2 separate regions of the Homo sapiens genome follow, and region 1 is linked to region 2. The links are chromatin contacts, found by Hi-C in ENCODE. All regions are on one chromosome and are shown on one strand. The core of a region is the stretch at or near the end of the contact, and the rest is flanking DNA. Distances in the headings are between cores, read along the strand shown. Region 1 has its middle 38 kb from the start of LINC02031. Region 2 holds the start of LINC01995 (long intergenic non-protein coding RNA 1995).

Region 1 (2,700 bases), core at 144-2,643, 180 kb after region 2:
TCTTTCTTTGGTATGATACCAGGCTCAAGATCCTGTGCTTGTCAGACTAAGACTAAGATTGTACTACCTTTTTACTCCATGTGTTATATCCTGAAAAAAATTCCAAGTCCAGGGAAAAACTTGATAAATAGAAGAATGAAAATGTGCTGTCCAAAATATGTAAAAATACCACAAAACAGATTGTAGAGTATTGTCTATAGCCATTTAACTTGCATGTGTGATAAAGAGTATCATCCAAATATAACCTTATGAAATTTTTTTTAACTTCTAGAAGTCAAAAAGTACCCAAACACACACACATACACACAAACTTATGCTTTGTAGACGGGAGGGAGGTTTGCCATATGTGCGACAAACCGAAGGTTAAATCCTTATTACCTAAAACACAGCTTATAAATTCATAAGAAAAAGATAACTTATCATAATAAATGAATAATATTAAGCAATTCACAAAACAAGAAATTCAAATGTTCTACTAACTTTTTATTCTTTTATTCATTCAATCAATATCTATTGGGCATTTGGTATGTGCTCAGCATAATACAAGACACCAGGTACATGGTGATGAGCAAAAACTGGCCCTTCTCTGTAATTATTCGCAATATAATATTAAACCCAACTTACAATAAAAGAAATTCAAAATAAAATGGTGCCAGGGAATAATCAGACAAGTGTAGAATTGCATACAAAAATATTAATTGAGCTATTATAATAAGGAAAACTTGAAACTACCTTAATGTTTATTAATTCACTGTAAGTTAAATAAATGGATATAGACACTAAATTTGTCCCTAAAAATATGTAATGTCATTGGACAATTCCCACTGCAAAATATGATGGAAAAAAGCATGTGATACTGATGTTTAGATATATGCAAATTTCATATTTTCTACAGTAAAAGTATTATTCTAATAATTAAGGAAAACGCTTTTTAAACAACCAACATGAATGCTTTTGACAGGGATGCCATCGTGTAAGTTAATTGCCAAATAAACTAAATAAACTTTTTTTTTTACTATTATTCTTCAGTTGACAAATAAAAACTGTATAATTTACATTGTATGACATAATGTTTTGAAATATACATAAATATGCTTTCTTGGATGCTCACAATTTGGGTACACTTTGGAGCATACTGGAAAATGCTCCTAACGTTGGAAGCAACACAGTCCCCTTACTTGAGCGATAAAATGTTACTTTGTTCCTTAAATTAAAGAAAGGTTCGAAGTTTAGTTTGACATTCACCTCTGCCTTTATAAAACAAACACAGCCTATAAAATAACTTAAACGCCCAGAGTGCCGAGTTTCGTCGGGCCCTGGCTGCGCCGGGCCGAGCCCTGCCCCGCGGAGGTCGCCGCCCAGCACGGTCTGCAGATGGCAGCCTCTCGCGGAAAGCCCCGCAACGCCGCTTCCTGCCTGGGGGCGGCACTTGGGGCCCGCGCCGGGGTTTCAGAAACCTGTTCGAGCCGTTCCTTTATGGCGGAACGTTCTTATTTAGTAAATATTTATTCCACTCCCCGAGGACCCAGCACTAATCACTGCCACTTCTCTTTAATAATAAATGGTGAACTTCAAATGCGGCAGAACTCAGCCGGCTAATCAGTGCTCGCCGGGAGGTGCAAAACTGTCTGAAGCCCACCGGTGGACATGAAAGACGGAACATTTCCTGTTCCAGCTCTCGGTGGCCCAGAATAAACTTCAGCCGAATGAGAGGATGTCTAGGCGGCCGCCCCCCGCGCGCCGGCCCGGGAGCCCGGGTTCCATCTGCCCGCGGCCCGGAGGTGCGCCCCTGCCCGCTTCGCCCCGGGGACCCTCGGAACCCGCGGCTCTGCCCTCCACACAATCTGGGCTGCCGCTCCCTTGGGCTTTTCGTGAAAGCTTCCTTTTAAATTCGCTGTTTGGTCGCAAGCCATTTAGCCCTTTCCGTGGGCCCGGGCGAGGGGCGGAGAGCGGAGAGCGACCCGAGCTCCTGGGAACCTGGGGGCTCCGCGCTGGGGACTCCAGGCCGCCCGCCTCGGCTCTGGCCAAGGGGTCAGCACGTGGGGTGGCGTTTGCCCCAGCATTCCAGCCCTTTGGTCTCCAAAGGCTTTTTGTATTCACTAGGGAAGGTAAGGGCCGCCCCTTTAATGGTTGCATTTTGGAATGTAACAAACTATGAGGACCACCCGGTACGCTTGCGTTGGCATCATACGAGCCCCGCGGTCCCACCGTCACCCACGGCTGATTTGGAAATGCCACGGGGCCTTTGGACATATGGAAAGACTTTTGGCCCAGACACAATAATAAAAATATTCAAAACGTCTTGAGACATAACTCATTTATCTACAATTCTGTTTACTCAAGGTGTAATTTTCATTCTATATTGCCCATTCTGGTGAAGACATGAGTGTTTGAAGCGGGCTGACTATAGTTTTATGATAAGCCATATTTTAGCTTTAAATAAGAACTGCATTGCCTCCAAAGTATTCCATCTTTTGTGTAACAGAGACCCACAGATCCTAAGTGAAATTTGTTCTCAAATTTAACACATTTCTGTAACATATTTAAACCTGAGTTAATTTAGAATGGGTTGCTGGCACCACTGGGATTGATACTGAAATGGTTTTGCCTCATTCACATCGAGCCCTGCAAATGTACTTTAAATTCTACGCTCTTAATAATCCCTAGGCATGGAGAAAAGATTGGAAGTTCTTTTTCTAC
Region 2 (2,738 bases), core at 91-2,590:
TCTTCAGCTTCAGTTTCTGCCTCTGCTCTCCACCTACCTCCCAACCTGCAGCCATGGTGAGCTACTTAAAGTTCTCGAAACTCCCCACACACACCTTCACCTCCAGGCCTTCAGGGGTCCTCTCCTTCCCTGAACTTCTCCCTTTAGACTCCCCCTCACTGATTCCTGTTTTGGCCTTAAGTTCTCAGCCTATGTGGAAGCGTGTCCTGACTTTAGAAGATTTGGTTAGGGGCCTGCTCATGTGTTCTATGAAGTTCCAGTACTTACCCTTATCAGAGTTTTCATCAAATATCATTGCAATAGACTACGTGCTTGTACCCCCACCACAGAGCCTTTCACATAGTAAGTCCTCAGTTAAGTATTTGTTAAGTAGGTTTCTTTTGTTTGTTTGTTTGCTTTTTGAGACAGAGTTTTGCTCTTATTGCCAGGCTGGAGTGCAATGGCTCAATCTCAGCTCATTGCAAACTCCACCTCTCAGGTCGAAGCGATTCTCCTGCCTCAGCCTCCCGAGTAGCTGGGATTACAGGCATGCACCACCACACCCGGCTGATTTTTTGTATTTAGTAGAGTCGGGGTTTCACCATGTTGGTCAGGCTGGTCTCGAACTCCTGACCTCAGGCAATCCACCCACCTCGGCCTCCCAAAGTGCTGGGATTACAGGCTTGAGCCACCATGCCTAGCCTAAGTAGGTTTCTTTTCTATCTGTCAGAGTACTTAGAACAATGCTAGGATCATCTTCACTTACCAATATAAACAGACACATTGATCATAAAAGTTATCTTTAATAAGCTTCATCAGGCTGGGCGTGGTGGCTCCTCCCTATAATCCCAGCACTTTGGGAGGCCAAGGAGGGCAGATCACCTGAGGTCAGGAGTTCAAGACCAGCCTGGCCAACATGGTGAAACCCTGTCTCTATTAAAAAATACACAAATTAGCCAGGCATGGTGGTACGTGCCTGTAATCCCAGCTACTCGGAAGGCTGAGGCAGGAGAATCACTTGAACCCAGGAGGCGGAGGTTGCAGTGAGCTGAGATCATGCCACTGCACTCCAGCCTGGATGACAGAGCAAGACTCTGTCTCAAAATAATAATAATAATAATAATAATAATAATAAGCTTCATCAACTTTAGAAACTGCCATTAACCAGCCAACCACAGAACAGATACAGGCCTAAAGAAACACATCAGCACTCACCATCCTGCCATATTGTCCTGGAGAATAAAATCATGGAAGTTGTAAAGAGATCATTTTACCAAGTTTCTACTGAAATTTCTACTGAAGAAACATTTTCTAGCTTACTTATGCATCTTCAAGGCTGTCCCTTCCATCTGAAGGCTGAATAACATGGTGGGAGGAGTGTCATGGGGAGATAAACACCATATAACCATTAAGAATGACTGGAAAGATTTACATAGTGAAGTCACAATGGGCTTGTGGAAGGTTTGGGGACATAAATATTTAGAAAATGTTTTATTTATGATTAAGAAAAACTGTGAGGTTTACCAACCCTTTTACCTCTATATTGCATGTGGGGGTGGGTGTATGGAGGTGAGCTGAGGAGTTCTCAGCCGTTGTGTTTTATGACTCACAATAATTAGCTAAGAATTGCTCTTCTTTCTCTACTCTGATTTTACCCAGTGTTTTACCCAGCCATTCTCTCTCGCACATCACCTGCTACTACATGAAAATCTCAGATATCTCAGCTCTGATCACAAATGCTTTTTTTTCTGGAATATCCATCTCAATCCATTTCTGACTATATTTCACTTTCTCCAGATTTTTGATCCCATTTTGACTCCCAGTTTTAGTTCCCATTATTGCCATTTGGATCCTAGAACTTGTTTCTCCTCGGTTTCCCCTTGATATTCTTTTAGAACTTTGGTATGCTCGGTATTTGACTAATCTACGACTAGACCCCAATTCTCCTGTATGAGCAATTGTTTTTGTCTCTCTCTTACTAGAAATACATAGTTCATACACATCATGAGCCAACTTTAAAAAATAAATAGCCATTCTAGAGCCAAATATTCATGGTGGACTTTTGGCCACCTAAGCCACAAACAACACAGTGGACTATGTTTCCCAAAGTGCAGGACCTGCACTGTGTGGGGACATGCCCCAGGAGGAGAGCAGTATGCAGTGGTACACTGGCATGGCATTAAATGCCACTGGTCCACAAAGTGAGAGAGTCGTTCTCTTTTCAGTTCTCTTTCAGTCCTTCTGATCACGGTAAGAACAGAGTCTCAGTGCTCATCTTGAACGCCTTTCCTACACTTTACAACACCTGTAACACGAAATACCTTTCCTACAGTTTACAACACCTGTAACACGAAATAATGTAACATCAATTGCTTGCATTTATTTAATTTTTGTAGTTACTTTGTCTTTATGGTAAATTGCATTTGTGTACCATTTATAGACGTGATATTTTTGTAGCAATTAATTTCTTTTGCAAGTAGATTATATTTAAAAGGAAAGTCCGTATAAAGAAAATACTATTTAAACAACAGTTTAGGTATTTGTAGCATGTAGCTGTGATAAAAATCATGACAGTGGTTACAAATAGCTGGATTTTGATAAATAATGAAAAGGCCAAAGTTGTAGATGAAAATTACAAATTAGCACAGGCGGCAGTAATAGTTTAGATATTTTCTGGCTCTCAAAATATCAGATTTTTTAAAATCAGTATTTTTTACTAATTGTCTAAGCATTTTTAATGTCATGAAAAAAATAGAATC

The links. Hi-C counts contacts between places; a loop is a spot of excess contacts on that map. Pooled maps may share reads with other maps.
Region 1: a loop to region 2 is called in a map with no recorded cell type, with 6 times the contacts of the local background. The contact joins the enhancer-like site here to the promoter of LINC01995 in region 2. A Hi-C loop is called at or near these places in 13 of 168 maps with a recorded cell type or tissue (A673, Caco-2, Calu3 and 10 more), 29 of 37 single-sample maps with no recorded cell type and 14 of 50 pooled maps.

The regions. Positions count from the first base shown.
Region 1 is chr3:182,681,003-182,683,702 of GRCh38, forward strand. No RefSeq gene overlaps it. Among named protein-coding and RNA genes, the nearest start is that of LINC02031, 38 kb to the left of the region's middle. RefSeq lists silencers at 1,260-1,329, 1,740-1,809 and enhancers at 1,480-1,529, 2,654-2,700. Within about 2 kb of position 1,394, at least 4 of the 41 ENCODE cell types and tissues checked have a DNase peak (open chromatin) inside an H3K27ac peak, as active enhancers do; they include OCI-LY7, where a contact is called at or near this core.
Region 2 is chr3:182,505,784-182,508,521 of GRCh38, forward strand. LINC01995 (long intergenic non-protein coding RNA 1995) reads right to left here and starts at 1,341. Exons shown (of 4, transcript NR_134941.1): 1 at 1,300-1,341.